2 separate regions of the Homo sapiens genome follow, and region 2 is linked to region 1. Evidence: chromatin loops called from intact Hi-C (ENCODE). Cell type or tissue: HCT116. All regions are shown on one strand. Each heading gives the region's core, and the rest is flanking DNA. Links, peaks and the distances in the headings are about the cores only.

Region 1 (8,450 bases), core at 56-8,055:
CCTTTAAGGCCCTGGAAAGGGTCTAAGTGTTGGTTTCTGTGGGGAGGCCACGCCCCATCACGTGACCGCAGCCCCAGCGCGGCGGGGCCGGCGTCTCCTGGCTGCCGTCACTTCCGGTTCTCTGTCAGTCGCGAGCGAACGACCAAGAGGGTGTTCGACTGCTAGAGCCGAGCGAAGCGTGAGTGCGCGGGACCCCCTACCCCTACTCCTCGGGGCCCCCACCCTCCCAGCCGGGCCGTGAGCTGCCTTCGGCCCTCCACTCCTCTCGCCGGCAATGGCCGCGGGAAATGGCGGCTCTGCCTTACCTCCCCCTTCCCCTCGGCGTCCCCGGCCCCCTTCTCCGTTTCTGACTCCACGCCTGACGCGCTGTGGGCCCTTCCGCGGTAGACTCCTGTCCCCGGGGAGCCGAGTCGAGGCGGCGGGCGCTGCGGCCCGGGGCGGTAGATTGAGGGCGGCCGGGGAGTGAGGAGTCGCGGGGAGAGAGTCGCGGCGTCCCCGGGACAATGCGGCGGCGGCCTGCCTAGGTGGGGCGCGTGCGGTTACCTACTCTTCCCCCGCCCCTCGCCCTGAGCGGGGCGCTCTGGAGACTGGGAGAGCGGATGCGGGCGGGAGGGGGCCGGGGGAAGAACGGCTGATGTGCAGGGGGAGGGAACGCTTCGAGAGAAGAAAATGGCGCTTGGTGCAAATCCCGCCCCTTCCCACGCCGTCTTCTCCGCACTTCGCCGCCTCCCACGCCCCCTCCGACCAACCTGTCTCCCCTCGCCCGAGCGGCTGCTAGCCACGGGGTTCTAGCGGCTTGCTGGGGCCGCGCGACCCCTTCCCTGGTCTTGTGCTTGTCACCTTCCTGTTATACCGAAGTCGTGTGCCCTTCAGTCCTGGTTCATTTTCACCTCGTTTTTTTCTGATCTTTCCCTCAATCAGCAAAGGCTGAAGATTTCGTTTCTCTTTTTAAAGTTGCGTTTTGTATAAATTCTACAATAGTGGTTTCAGTATCAGTTACTTGAATTACAAGCTGCTTCTCCCCCCACCCCCACATTGGAACAGGCTCATTAAGGTAAATATATATTTGTTAAAAGTTTAGAGGCTGGTTTTAGTTACCGTTACCTTTCTTCTCCAGTGGACTTCTTTGGGTTGAGTACCAGGTGGTTCTTTGAAAAATTCTTAGGCCCCCAGGCAGTTTTTGATAACAGACGGTAGTTATGATCGACAGTTTCAAAGTGAAAAATTATGTTCAATTTAATTACCTTTTTAAAAAATATCTTTTTGTCGTATTAATTAGCATAAAAAACTTAACTAAATTGATTTTAGAGATGAGGTTGCAAAATGGAGCAGAAACAGGAAAAACGGATAAAACGTGGTCATGAACATTGCTTTTCCCTTCTGAATTTACCCTTGAAGACATTACCAGTTAAAATCAGATTGAGCTTTTTGAATTTAATGGCTAGGATTGGGGTGGCCCACTTCTTTTTCCTTGACCTCCTATTTTGGAACATATGCAATGTCAGTGCTAATGCAAGTTTCATCTAGAGAGCTAGATTATTTATGATTTTTTTTTAAGGAGGAATTTTAAGTCTTTTTTTCTTGTATTAAACAAATACAGTGTGTGATGTGTTTATTAGGCCCTTTAACGCATACAGAAATTAGCTAATTTATGCCTAGTGTTCCATTATTGGAACGCTAAGCATGTGGGAGTTATTTATGTGCTACTGCTCAAGATCATCGCCAAGGTCTGCTTGCATAAATTCAAAAAATTGCAACCTCTGGCATAAATGGGTTAATAGGACCTAATCTCTTCTGAGATGGGGAGAGCAAAAGATATTTTGATAATCAGCGTTTTATGACCTGGTGTTATAAGTGCCTTGAATAGAGGTATCCACGTATCTTGGAATTCCTTGAAATTTGGGGCTTAGGCTTACTGATAGTTTGCTTTCTGCAAACTTGCACTCAGGCACTCAGTAAACACCCACTTGTAAGCAAGGCACTAAGTTATCTATGTCTCTGGGGGGACCTGGGAAGTTACCAGCATGGTAGGAATTTGCGGGAAGGTTTTGCACCTCCCATAAATAGGTTTTGCACCTCCCATAAATAGGTTCTTCAAATTTTAATTATGTTCCAGAGTAGAAAAATCTGTGTAAAATGTAATGAATTGCTGTGAATTGTGTAAGATTTTTTTTTTTTTTTGAGATGGAGTCTTGCTTTGTTGCCCAGGCCGGAGTGCAATGATGTGACCTTGTGTCACTGCAACCTCTGCCTCCGGTGTTGAAGCGATTCTCCTGCCTCAGTCTCCCGAATTGCTGGGACTACAGGTGTGCCACCGTGCCCTGTTAATTTTTGTATTTTTAGTGGAGATAGGGTTTCACCATGTTGGCCAGGCTGGTCTCGAACTCCTGACCTCAGGTGATCCGCCTGCTTTGGCCTCCTAAAGTTTTGGGATTACAGGCGTGAACCATCGTTCCCGGCCTGAATTGCGTATAATTTTGTGTACTCTTGAATTAGTACCTGTCGTTATTTTGGTGATACGGCCAAAAAGTCAAAATATGAATAAAATATTATGTAAAAATTAATTAGATGTCACATTTGCATAGTACAGCTAGTTCCCTGTTGTGTAAATGTTGGGGTCAGTTCCCCATAGTGAATAATTTTACGTTAGTTCCAATCTCGTTGATGAGAAGTCTAAAGCAGTAATAGTAGAATTACATTTCTTCTGGTTTTAATAGTAATTGTTGTCTGCTGCCTTCTTGCAGTTTACCCTACCCATAGTGTGTAATGCCATTAAAACGAAGTATAGAAAGATCCATTGGCCTGGAGAAAGGTTAGAGGTGTAGGAGTGTATGACATTTAGTTCATTGTTCTTACTGGGTTCAGCACATTGCACCCTGCGTGTTATTTGCAACTTAAAAGGGTATAGATTAAAACTTGTGCTCAGTGTAACAACTCAGTACCACAAAAATGGTAGAATGAACCGTGGAACTTGTCCTTGATTTTTTTCTTTGATTGGGGGAGAGCTAAGTTGAAAGTAGTAGAGTACCTTATTAATTATTTTTGTAATGTATTTTTCTTTCAGGATGCCTAAATCAAAGGAACTTGTTTCTTCAAGCTCTTCTGGCAGTGATTCTGACAGTGAGGTTGACAAAAAGGTGACTACTGCTGCACCAAGTCATTTTGGTGATACTCAACAATATTGTCCATATCCCATTCTGAAGGATAGTAAAAGGTGTATTAACATCTTAAAATGAGGATCTAGCTGGGCGCGGTGGCTCATGCCTGTTATCCTACTTCTTTGGGAGGCCGAGGTGGCAGGATTGCTTGAGGCCAAGAGTTCAAGACCAACCAGGCTAACATAGCAAGAACCTGTCTCTTTAAAAAAATAAATAAATAAAAAATAAAAAATAAGAATGTGAATGGGTATTTCTGGAGGTACGGTTGGTCTCTGGACCACTTGACTAGAAGTGCCTAGGATGCTTTTTGCACATTCATACTCATAGGCCCTAAATCAGACTTAACAAGTCTTCTGTTGAGCATCATTAGGAACCCTAAAGTTGCAGAAACACTGCCTTGCATCCTAGGGTCATAGAATTCTAAGTAGGCCAAAGTCACTATTTGCCGTTATTTAGAAATTTACCAGATTTTTTTTTGTAAAATGTTAATTTTTTTTTTTAAAGACAGGGTCTTACTCTCTTGCCGAGGCTGGAGTGTGGTGGCACCATCATGGCTCACTGCAGCCTCGACCTCCTGGTCTCAAGCAGTCCTCCCACCTCTGCCTCCAGAGTAGCTGGGACTACAGGCATCATGCCTGGTTAATTAAAAAAAAAATGTTTTTGTAGGGACCAGGTATTGCTGTGTTGCTAAGGCTGGTCTCAAACTCCTGGCCTCAGGCAATTCTTCTGCCTCAGACTCCCAAAGTGCTGGGATTACAGGTGTGAGCCATCATGAGTGGCCATAAAATGTTAATTTTGACAGTTCTCTTAGTTACTGGTGTTTATTCTGCACATAAGGTTTTCTGAATTTTAGACTTGGTACATTTTTAAGTTTGTACTAAGTTTGTGCTCTGGTCCCTTCCATTTAATTAAATCAGCACGCAGTAAAGCTAACTTGAAACCCATTGACAAGATAGGCTTTTTCTGCATTAGATGACAGCTGCACCGTAATTGGTGAATTTCGCTAAATTGAGCATCTCAGTGGAGCATAACTGAGCGTCTCACTCTGCGGTCAAGTCTTCCGTGCAGAATTGTCTTTTATCGCATAGAACTTTACATATCTGAAGAGATATTTATATCCTAGAAATAGAATAAGTTGGTCGTGTTTTTCCTAATTAGTATATATCCTTTGTAAAATAGTAAGTAATGACTAGCACTGGTAGACCTGTGATTTCCGAAAGTTTATTCAAAAGAAGCAGGCTCCCTATCTTTTTTTTTTCCTCCTGAAGCTTAGCAATTTTAGCTAAAAGAAAAGGGGAGAGCGTATGGGAGATTGGAGAAGTTGCAACCTTAAAGTATAAATATAGAATATAACAACACATGGAAGGGTAAAATAAGGCTTCAAAGACTATACTTGAGTAAATTTCTTAATTTTAAAATTTGCACCCTATATAGTATTTGAGTATGTTGATGTAACACATGTGTATTGAGCTTTTATTTGCCAGACATGCACTATTCCACAGGGAATACTTAGAGCCTGATTTATAGAATAATTGCTTTCTGCATATTGAGCTAACTTTTTGTTTGTCCCAAATAGTAATATTACTCTTGTAAACACTTAACCTTGTATACCACATTTTTCATTTCATGTTTTACATGTATATAATATTTTTCCTAGCTTCATCTAATTTGGTAACATTCAATTAATTTAGTAACATTAAAATATTTATACTATTCCATCAAGAAGGAACATGACTGCCCTCTTCTGTTTGGGTTGGGTATTGTAGTGGTTTTTATGGGTTAGCTCTTTTTGAGAATGCGACTTTCTAATAAGCTTTTAAAATAATGCTGTTTTTAAAACAACGTTGTGATTTTTGAAAGCTAGTCTAACACATAGCTGTCTACAATGATTTTTTTTTTTTTTGTAATGAGGAAGTTCTTGAGTTGCTGGCTGTCAGTGCCCAGTGCAAAATAGCTCTCTAAAGATTTGCCTAATTGTAAATTCCTTTTTTTTTAATTTTTTATTTTGAGATGAAGTTTTGCTTTTGTTGCCCAGGCTGGAGTGTAATGGCGCGATCTCGGCTCACTGCAACCTTCGCGTCCCGGGTTCAAGCGATTCTCCTGCCTCAGCCTTCCGAGTAGCTGGGATTACAGGCGTGTGCCACCACGCCTGGCTAATTTTTTTTTTTTTTTTTTTTTTTGAGATGGAGTATCGCTCTGTTGCCCAGGCTGGAGTGCAATGGCACGATCTCGGCTCACTGCAACCTCAGCCTCCTGGATTCAAGCAGTTCTCTGCCTCAGCCTCCCTAGTAGCTGGGATTATAGGTGCCCACCACCACGCCTGGCTAACTTTTTTTGTATTTTTAGTGGAGATGGGGTTTCACCATGTGGCCAGGCTGGTCTCGAACTCCTGACCTCAAGTGATCCTCCCGCCTCGGACTCCCAAAGTGCTGGGATTACAGGTGTGAGCTACCGCGCCCGGCCCATAAATTCCTTAAGCCAGCATAAATTCCTTTTGGAATAGGCAGGACATAAATAAACATATCCTGGAAATGGAATAAGTTGGTTATATTCTTTTTAATTAGTATATCTGCTTCGTAAAATAAGTAACTGACTAGCCTTAGTAGACTGTGGTTTCCAGGTTTATTCAGAAGTAGCAAGATCCCTCCATTTTTTTTTCTACCAAAGAAATCGTATGTGGGATCCCAAACCACAAAATAACCGTTCCTGTGGTTAATACTACTATAATGCCTGAAGTGTCTTTTGGGATCCTGAGAACAGAGTTTGAAAACATTACTAGACAGAAGGATTGGTTAGATTCATAGTTTTGTTGTTGAGTGAAACTTGCTTATGTATATATTTATGATATTTTGGATGTAGTCTTTTGATTGTTTAAATCTTAAAAAGTAATGGGATCTTTTGACACTGGGGTATGTTTTATTTTTATGTGTGCAAATTTTAACCATATTCTTTTCTAGTTAAAGAGGAAAAAGCAAGTTGCTCCAGAAAAACCTGTAAAGAAACAAAAGACAGGTGAGACTTCGAGAGCCCTGTCATCTTCTAAACAGAGCAGCAGCAGCAGAGATGATAACATGTTTCAGGTAAAGTTGGCTATTTTTTTTTTTTTTTTTTTTGACATGGAGTCATGCTCTGTCACCCAGGCTGGAGTGCAGTGGCGCCATCTCGGCTCACTGCAACCTCAGCCTCCTGAGTTCAAGCAGTTCTCTGCCTCAGCCTCCCGAGTAGCTAGGATTACAGGCATCCGCCACCAGACCTGGCTAATTTTTGTATTTTTAGTAGAGATGGGGTTTCACCATCTTGGCCAGGCTGGTCTTGAACTCCTGACCTTGTGATCCAACTGCCTCAGCCTCCAAAAGTGCTGGGTTTACAGGTGTGAGCCACCATGCCTTGCCAAAGTTGGCTGTTTCTTTAGATTCAGAGGAATTATTATCTGGCTTGATCTGAAGAATGTTAAAAGTACTATGATCTGATAATTGCCTAATATGTATGTTACAATCTTCTTAACTAGGGACATTTATTAAAATAGAACAAACTAGTAAAAGTATTTTGTACGATGCTGGATTATTGTTAAAGTCTCTAAAGTCTAGTTTTGCTGTATTTAAACCAATGCAAATTTAATTGAGAACTGCACATTTTGAAAGCAACTTGGAGGAGGCAGGTCAAGTGTTGGGACAGTAAAGTATGAATAGATTATTATGGGACAGGAAGCAGCAATGTGACATGCCTAATTTTGGCCTGATGAGCAACAGAAAAGGGGAATGGGTTGAATAGATAAAGTGAAGGAAGTTCATTAGAGGGACTTGATGAAATCACCTAGAGAGGACTCGTATAGCTTTTTCTCTTGGGTTTCCTGTCTTGTTTTAGGGAGACTTGACACTGGCATCTTTGTACAAGAAGGATTTGTGAGGAAGGGATGTTGGGGAATAAATGAATGCAGGTGAGATTGCTTAGGTAATTGTAGGCTTTAATCTGTATGTGAGGTGATAAGGGCTTAGATGGTTTTTCCTAAAGAAGAAATTATGCCAATTACAAGATACAGGTTAGGAAGAATGGACCAGAGGAATTAGGCAGTCAGTGAAGATGTGGACTTGATTGTGGATGTGATTGAAAAAAAAAATGGTGTTGCTTCTGTAGCACCTGAAGGGCTTAGTTGGGAAATGTTCATGTGGGATTATCAGCATGGTTGACTAAAGCTGCCTACTGAAGTATTAAACAGAGGAAGAACAGGAAGCAGATGAGGGGATGTCTTGGGTTATATTCAGATAGAGAATGGAAGGAAAAAGAGGATGTAGGTTAAGAGAGAGGGTGAAGGAAAATTAGAAGAGTGCAGTAATGGGAGCAAGAAAAGGATGAGTGTTTCCAGGAGCTATAAGTATTAGTTGAAACCAAAAAGTTGGGTGGAACGAGACTACAATTTTTTTTTTGAGACAGGGTCTCTGCTCTGTCACCCAGGCTGGAGTGCAGTGGTGTGATCTCTGCTCACTGCAACTTCCGCTTCCTGGGCTCAAATGATCCTCCTGCCTCAGCCTCCTGAGTAACTGGGACTACAGGCAATGCTCCATGACGCCTGGCAAATTTTCTTTGTTGTTGGTAGAAACAGTATTGCCCAGGCTGGTCTTGAACTCCTGAGCTCAAGTGATGCGCCCACCTTGGCTTCTGAAAGTGCTGGGATTACAGGCGTGAGCCACCGTGACTGGCCAAGACTGTAGACATTTATATGACTAGAAAGTAAGGCTAACACATGTATATTTTGACCTGTTGATAACTTTGAAAGGTGGAGTGCCAAGATTAAGGTGAGAATGGGAAAATTTAAGTTTTTTTTTTCCTATTGCTTATTTTTGCCTTGTTATACTTCTAGGTAAAAAAGATAGACAAAGTGCAGATGAACTATTTAGTTCAGAACACACATTTTAGAGATTCTGTTCTGTTAAGAGGAGTTTTGTGAAAACTAGATCTAATTTTAGGAATTTTCTCACCAGAAAAACGGAGCTTCATTTCTTAAACCCTCATCTGGAAAGATTCCTAAGCCTCCTAAGGCTGACATTGCACCTTTTGAAAGCCTGCCTCTAGGAGGAACATAGGTCATCTTTTCTTTTTTTTTTTTTTGAGACGGAGTCTCGCTCTGTCACCAGGCTGGAGTGCAGTAGCACGAATCTCGGCTCACTGCAACCTCCGCCTCCTGGGTTCAAGAGATTCTCCTGCCTCAGTCTCCTGAGTAGCTGGGACTACAGGCATGCGCCACCACCCCCAGCCAATTTTTGTATTTTTAGTAGAGACGGGATTTCACCTGGT
Region 2 (8,450 bases), core at 253-8,252, 830 kb after region 1:
CATTTATAGAACCTTGAATGAGAGCATTTTTTCAGGAAGCACATTTAGCTTAGAGGTCCCATAACACATCTGCTATTTTTCCAACTGACTGGCATTCAATTCAGATTGAACTTACTAAAATGAAACATTCTCATTTAGGGTTGTGAAAGTGATTAGAAGTTGTGCATAGTTTGGTTCTTCCCAAGAACCCTACCCCAAAATATTCTTTTTTTTTTTTTTTTTTCGAGAAGGAGTCTTGCTCTGTCGCCCAGGCTGGAGTGCAGTGGCGAAATCTTGGCTCACTGCAAGCTCCGCCTACCGGGTTCGCACCATTCTCCTGCCTCAGCCTCCCAAGTAGCTGGGACTACAGGCGCCCACCACCATGCCCGGCTAATTTTTTTTTGTATTTTTAGTAGAGATGGGGTTTCACCCTGTTAGCCAGGATGGTCTCCATTTCCTGACCTCGTGATTCGCCCGCCTTCACCTCCCAAAGTGCTGGGATTACAGGCACGAGCCACTGCGCCCGGACATTTTTTAAAAAAATTCAACTTCTATTTTAGATTCAGGGGGGTACATGTGCAGGTGTGTTACCTGGGTATATTGCATGATATTCTTGATTTTTAAAAAATTGGCTCAGATGACCCCAGTGTGCTATCTTTCTCTGGGCTCCGTTTTCTTTGAAGTCCGTGAGAGTAGGAAACATCCCCAGCAGGGCTGAGTCCCTGACTGGAGCCTTGATCTCTGAATGTAAGTTTAACAAAAGCCTCAGGGTCACCCAAGTTATCATCAAGTGGGTAAGTTAAAAATGGAGGCGTGCAGACAAATTGGCCGTTTAAAAATTAAACTTATCCAGAAAGACAGTTCAACTCAGAAAGCATTTCACTTCTACAGCACCTTGGCTCACTTACTGATAATCTCTGAAGAGACATTTTTACAAAGTGAATTTGATGTGTAGCTATGTTCTATTCACTTTTATCACCAGAACTCCCTTTCTATCAAAATAACAAGAATTTGAACTCAAACTTTAGAAAGGAAAAAAAAAACAACTCAAGAGAGAAAAGGCGAGTGAAGCAGGATTTCTGTGGCTTTATTTCTTAAATTGAAAAAAGACAGCATCAGAACAAATGGTGCCTCCAGGGCTCTTGGCTGCCCTTTCTGTCCTTCCATTGTGTAACCTTTAGGAAACGACTTAGTTAAAAATAAGAAACTTTTAAAAAATAGAATTTTCTCACCCAGATATTTAATTGGTTTATTTGCAGAGATAAAATGTCCTTCTCTGATCTAAAGATGAACTTCCAAATTACATGAAAATTCATACAGAATGAGAAAATTTACTAAATTCAAAAAATGATGTTTTCGGGATTGGAGTTGTTGAAAAATAGCATCAAGATTTGAGCAATGGGAGGAGGTTTTCACTGTTAATTATTTTATCGCTAACATTTTGTCCAATTTAAGATAAATTTATTTTCTTTCCTAGATGGCTCTGGGATTAAAGCAAGTCTCAAACTCGAGGTAGAGTTTTGTAGCCAAGTTACAAGAGCTTGACAAAGTTTATCATGGGAACGCTGACGCCACCTTACAACAATGTGACTAGCACCACTATAATGTTATCAAAATATGTGGGAAATAATTTGTTTCAGTAATAGAGAAGAGAATATAAAATTGCCACACTGAAATAAAGTACATTTTCTAATTGTTTGCTGATTCTAACACAACAATTTTGCAAAACATGAAGTAATTTGAGGGAATGTAGAAATCCAGTTAGCACATACATGAGAGATATGGGCACGTGATATCCAACTTGTCTTGCTCCCTCTCTGAAACCAACTGGAATATTCCTGCAACATGCAACTTTTGTTTTTTAAGTATAAGTTCATCAAGAGGATTTAAAAAGAGGTAGAAAAATACTGAAGCCTGACCACAGAAAACAGGAAAAACAGCCGAAGGCCTCAATTTTCCAACCCAGGAATAGATAAAAAATACAACTGAAAATAGCTCAAGAAAGATATTACACAGGTCCTGGCTTTCCTTCATTTTGGAAGTGAGCAGGGAAAGCAGAACAAAGATGGGGAGAACGAATGCAAGAGCTGGTCTCTTACGGTCGCAAAGCTCCATCCTATTTGGATAGCCATGGTTTTACCTGCATTCATGACACATCACATCTCAGTATTGATTCAGAGAGTGGTCCCATTTTCTCATCTCTGGAAGAATCTCTGTGATCACTTCTTAACTTTTGGAAAGTAGATTAGTCCAGCTACTTCATCATCCACAGAGAAGTTAACCTCTGGGCTTCCCATATGTTCTAGCTCTTTAATGTTGAGCTCTTCCAGTTTCCGTAGCTCATCTCCACAGGGAGAGCTCTTCTTGGGAGAATGTGTCCATTCACGTTTTCTAACTATCATCATCTTGATAGCTTACAACTATATAGAACTTTCCATTTTCCACAACTCCTTCAAATATCCAACAGCACCTCTGTGCAGTAGTATTATTCTTCTCAGTTTACTGAGGCAACAGAGCCAGTATTAACAGGCTCACTATTTATATACATAATCCAACCTTACACTCACTCTGGAAAAAGGATTTATTGTAACTTCACAGTTATAAGAATTACATAAATGACTTCCCTATATAAGCAATATTTAACTGCTTTTGGACACCAAGACTTCATTTTGAACATTTTGTAGAAAATCCTTCTCAAAAGGCTTGTATGTCACAAAGCACTGTCAATATAATTTAACCTGTTCTCGAAGACACAAGGTTGTAATCAGAAACATCTGTTATTTTGTAATGATGTAAGATAGATTTGTTTCTTTGAGTCTAGCAATCCTCCCCTCTCCTCTTATCAGGCTATCTGCTGCAATTCTGCCTCTTACAGCCCTGTTTCTCTCTCAAATCCTCTCGCACAACTAAGTATTGGGAATCATAAATAAGAGAACCACAATTATTAAGAACTGCATGTTAGACAAAGTTCAAAGGATTACATAAAAATTAATGTTAATTAGTTTGGTTCAGAAACCTAAAAGTTATTTCACTTCTCAAAGAAAGCTGTTTTAAAAAACTTATTTTCTATCCAGAGCCATTTTAAGAAAAGAAAACCTGAAATTCCCAAAGTCCGAAATTCAGATAAGCTAGGTGTGTGTGAACTTTAATTTCCACTTTTATTCACATCTACCCAATTTCTTACATCATCCTGTAAATTATCTTCAAATAGGGTTTTAAGGCAGTCTAGTAATCTATGAGTAATAACTACTTTTTATCTATTGTTATTGATATTATATTGAATCATAGAATTTTTTAACAATTGGTTCCCCAAATTACTTTGAGTGATAGTTCAAGAAGAAAAAGAAAAAATTATCATTACCAAAGTTGACAGCTGATGTAAAAACATCATTTCAAACATCATTCATTTTAAAGAGAGATGGCTCCACTGGAATAGAAATCAGGAGGTCTGGTATTAATGCTAGCTAGCAGTGTGAATTTAGCTAAGTAATTTGATCTATCCAGTCCAAATAGTCTTTTTTTTTAATTAACAGATATGATTGAACAAATACAGTTTTTAAGGTCCTGCTCAACTCCCAGATCTTGATATTTACAAAAAAAAAAATTAGAATAGCAAAAATCTGTGACAAGCGTGACATCTAGTGGCTTTTCAGTTTATATACATCCTGACCTATCAAGAATTCCAACGAAGTCACCATTGATTACTATAGTCTCATGCATGCAAATATTTAGAATTTTTAACTTAGAGGAATCTAGGGGATCATATACTTCAACCTTCTCATTTTCCACTAGTGAAAACGGAGAACCAAAGTGGTAATTTTTGTCCATGCTTAAGGTCACAGAGGTAGAGGTTGCCCAAAGCCTACTGACTCCCAATCCAGCATGTTTGTCATTACATTTGTACCCTCAAAAGCCAAAGAAGGAAAGAAATAATACTTTAAAAAATTGTATTCCTTTGTACAAAATTATTTTCTAATATCAAACCTGTTAGTGATAATTACACTGTTTTGTAATGTTTGTTTACTTATTTAAGTTTTTCTATAAGTTTCATGAGGTTAGAAACCCCAGGCCTCACTCATCTTTGTAGCTCCAGCACCCAGGCCTATACTGACCCTATCACTGATGCCCTAATCTATCTATCTAGCTAGCTAGCTAGCTATCATCTATCTAATCTATCTCTATCATCTATCTAATCTATTATCTATCACCTATCTATCATCTCTATAAAGCAAGAATAGTACATTGTCAATATATCCTTTTTAAAATGTAGTGGGGAGTGTGTAATTTTATAAAATGAGCACATATTGTATATGATTTGTGTGACCAAAAGGAAAACACATTTATTGGGCTGGGTTTTCCCACCTTTCCTTTGAAAAACCAAGTATTTACCTTCTGCATTATTTTGGTGGGGCTGACCCAGTCTCCTGCAGTCCCAGTGAGTTCATGACCAAAGCTTGGCAAGTCTCCATTTGTCTTCCAGTGGGCACAGTGACTGGCTCAGGGACTTTTCCGGTAAAGCCACTGGGAAAGATGGCTCCTCTTCCTCTGGGATCTTGAGCTACAAAGATGTAAAGATAAAATAGAAAAATTAGTGGCCCTTTTCTCCTGGCACATGGAAATAGCTTTCGTAAAACTGAAGTTAGCACGTGAAGGGAAGCAGAGATAGAGACTGGATTCATCATTAAAGCCTCTGAATCTGGCCATGCCATTTTTTGTTTGTTTAAACTTGCTTGAGCGGGTTTCTGTCTCTTGAAATCAAGTGCTGATAATATTAAAATATATCACTCAAAGGCTGAGTGCAGTGGCTCATGCCTGTAATCCCAGCACTTTGGGAGGCCAAGATAGGTGGATACTTGACGTCAGGAGTTCGAGACCAGCCTGACCAATATGGTGAAACTCCATCTCTACTTAGAAAAAAAAAAAAAAAAATTAGCCAGGCATGGTGTCACGTGCCTGTAATCCCAGCTACTTGGAAGGCTGAGGAAGGAGAAGTGCTTACCTGGGAGGTGGAGGTTGCAGTGAGCTGAGATCATACCACTGCACTCCAGCCTGGGTTACAGAGCAAGACTCTTGTCTCCAAAAAAATAATAATAATTAAAATATATGACTCAAAAAAGCAATTTTTTGAGGACAAGCCTTTCAGTTCCCAACTGTTTCCATGCAAAACAAGGCAGTTTTATCAACTCAGCTTGAAAATAGGAAATCATATCCTAGATATGAGATACCAATTATCTCTTCCTCCTTCTCTTAATGCTTATATTGCAGCATCTGATTCAGCTATTGAAAATGTATTGCGAATCTTTTTTCAATCCTTTTTTTATCTTTAATTTTAGGTTTAGGGGTACATGTGCAGGTTTATTATATAGGCAAACTGTGTGTTTTGGAGGTTTAGCACACAGGTAATGTTGTCACCTGAGTAATAAGCATAGTACCTGATGGGTACTTTTCTGACCCTCTCCCTCCTCTTACCCTCTACCCTCAAGTAGGCCCCAGGGTCTGTTGTTCCTCTCCTAGTGGATCCATGTGTTCTCATTGTTTAGGCCCCATTTATAAGTGAGAACGTGAATATTCATTTTTCTGTTTCCTGCATTAGTTTGCTTAGGATAATGGCCTCCAGCTCCATCCATGTTGTCACAAAAGATGTGATCTTATTCTTTTTTGTGACTGCATAGTACTCCAGGGTGTATAGGCACCACATTTTCTTTATCTAGTCTACTGTTGATGGGCATTTAGGTTAATTCTGTCTTTGCTGTTGTGGATAGTGCTGCAATGAACATACCATGCATGTGTCTTTATAGTAGAATGATTTATATTCCTTTGGGTATATACCCAATAATGGAATTCCTGGGTCAAATAGTATTTCTGTTTAAAGAGCTTTGAGAAATCACCACACTGCTTTCCACAATGGCTGAACTAATTTACATTCCCACCAGCAGTGTATAAGCATTCCGTTTTATCCACAACCTTGCCAGCATCTGTTTTTTTTAAAATTTTTTTAATATTAGCCATTCTTACTGGTATGAGATGGTGTCTCATTTTGGTTTTGATTTACATTCCTCTAATTATTAGTGATGTTGAGCGTTTTTCATATGCTTATTGATTGCATGTATCTCTTCTTTGGAAAAGTGTTCATGTCCTTACCCCACTTTTTAATGGGGTTGTTGGTTTTTTGCTTGCAAATTTGTTTAAGTTCTTTATTGATTCTGGACATGAAACCTTTGTCAGATGCATAGTTTGCAAATATTTTCTCCAATTCCATAAGTTGCCTGTTTACTCTGTTGATAGTTTATTTTGCTGTGCAGAATCCCTTTAATTTAATTAGATCCCATTTGTCAATTTTTTTTGTTGCAATTGTTTTTGGCATCTTTGTTGTGAAACCTTCGACAAGTCCTATGTCCAGAATAGTATTTCCTAAGTTATCTTCCAAGGATTTTATACTTTCAGGTTTTACATTTAAGTATTTAATCTACCTTGAGTTGATTTTTTTAATATGTGTTATAAGATAGCAGTCCAGTCTCAATCTTCTGCATATGACTAGCCAGTTATCCCAGCACCATTTTATGAATGTGGAGTCCTTTTCCCATTATTTATTTCTGTCAGCTTTGTCAAAAATCAGATGATTATAGGTGTGTGGCATTATTTCTCAGGTCTCTATTCTGTTCTATTGGTCTGTGTGTCTGTTTTTGTATCAGTACTATGCCGTTTTGGTTACTGTAGCCCTGTAGTATAGTTTGTGCCTTGTAATTGGGGCATTAAACCTGTTTACATTGAAGGTTAATATTAGTATGTGTGGATTTGATCCTATTATCATGTTGTTAGCTGGTCATTATGCATACTATAAACATTGCTATATAGTATCACTGGTCTGTGTATCTAAGTGTGTTTTTGTAGTGGCTGGTAATGGTCTTTTCTTTCCATAATTAGTGCCCCTTTCAGGACCTCTTGTAGCACAGGTTTGATAGTAATGAATTCCCTTAGCATTTGCTTATCTAAAAAGGATCTTATTTATCCTTCACTTAGTTTGGTGGGATATGAAATTATTGGCTAGAAATTTTTTTCTTTAAGAATGTTGAATATAGGCCCCCAATCTTTTCTGGCTTGTAGAGTTTCTGCTGAAAGGTCAACTGTTAGCCTGGTGGTTCCCTTTGTAGGTGACCTGCCCTTATTTCTTGCTGCCTTTAACATTTTTCCTTTCATTTTGACCTTGAAAAAACTGATAATTATGTGTCTTGGAATGATCTTCTTGGGTAATAGCTCACGAGGGTTCTTTGTATTTCCCAGATTTGCATGTTGGCCTCTCTAGCAAGGTTGGAGAAGATTTAATGGACAATATCCTAGAATATATTTTCCAAATTGCTTGGTTTCTCTCCTTCTTCCTCAGGCACACCAATGAGTCATATATTGGGTCTCTTTCCACAATCCCATATTTCTTGGAGGTTTTATTCATTCTCCTTTATTGTTTTTTCTTATTTTTGTCTGACAGTTATTTCAGAGGATCAGTGTCAAGCTCTGAGATTTTTTTCCTCAGCTTGGCCTATTCGGTTGTTAATACTTGCCATTGCATTATGCAATTCTTGTAGTGTGTTTTTCAGCTCTATCAGATCAGTTTGGTTCCTTTGTATAATGACTATTTTGTCTATCAGTTCCTGTATTTTTTTATTGTGATTCTTAGCTTCTGTGGAGTGGGTTTCAATGTTCTCCTGAATCTCAATGACCTTTATTCCTATGTATATTCTGAATTCTATTTCTATCATTTCAGCCATTTCAGCCTGGTTAAGAATGCTTGCTGGGGAACTAGTGTGATCACTTGGAAGAAAGAAGGCACTCTGGCCTTTTGAGTTGCCAGAGTTCTTGTGCTGGCTCTTTCTTATTGTGTGGGCTGATGTTCCTTCAGTCTTTGAAGTTGCTGTCCTTTGTTTTTGTTTTTGTTGTTGTTTTTGTTGTCCTTTGATGCCCTTGGAAATTTGATTATGTATGATATAAGGTGAGTTCAGTTGATTGGATTCAATTCTTGTTCACTACTGGGTCTTGGAGAAGCCTCCTCTGATTACTGTTTCCATGCCCACGTTTCTTTTGTTGAGTGTTCTGGTCCACTGGGCTCCCTTCGGTAGGGGCTGCAGTTAGTAGACAAGCTGTATCCTTGCCAAGTCAGCCCTAATCTGCTGTCTGGGTACTTCCTGGAAAACATGGGTTGTGCCTGTCTGCAGAATTCAGGCAGAAGTAGGACCTCTGGGTTGTAAACTCTAGTGGATGTGGCCTGTCTGGCTATGGGAGGGGAGGATGGATGGAGTTGCCTGCCCTGCTGTAGGGGTTTTCAGGGCAACAGGAGGCTGAACTCTTTGGTAAATTCAGGCAGAAGTAGAACCACTGGGCGAGAAGCTCTAGCAGATGTGGCTCCCCTGGCTACCAGTGGTGGGAGTGGGTGAGGATAACTGCCTTGTTGTCCAGATGCTTCCTGGAACAACAGGAGG

What was found. A loop is a pair of places that touch in the nucleus more often than their neighbours do. Peaks named below come from ENCODE experiments on the same cell type or tissue, not always from the same donor. Only the 100,000 strongest peaks of a DNase experiment are listed, where the experiment ranks them.
Region 2: a loop joins it to region 1, with 2.9 times the contacts of the local background. A loop is called at or near these places in 2 of 110 quality-filtered maps.

Annotation. Positions count from the first base shown.
Region 1 is chr5:32,585,448-32,593,897 of GRCh38, forward strand. It overlaps SUB1 (SUB1 regulator of transcription), which reads left to right and starts at 110. Exons shown (of 5, transcript NM_006713.4): 1 at 110-178; 2 at 3,065-3,137; 3 at 6,116-6,238. The coding sequence starts at 3,066. RefSeq lists silencers at 284-383, 424-693. In HCT116, for the core only: a CTCF peak has its summit at 4,904 (motif pointing left); DNase peaks (open chromatin) are centred at 594 and 4,914; H3K4me3 peaks cover 1,741 bases; H3K27ac peaks cover 1,258 bases.
Region 2 is chr5:33,419,610-33,428,059 of GRCh38, forward strand. It overlaps TARS1-DT (TARS1 divergent transcript), which reads right to left. Exons shown (of 3, transcript XR_001742630.2): 2 at 4,369-4,537. Among named protein-coding and RNA genes, the nearest start is that of TARS1-DT, 17 kb to the right of the region's middle. In HCT116, for the core only: a CTCF peak has its summit at 3,598 (motif pointing left); a DNase peak (open chromatin) is centred at 3,632.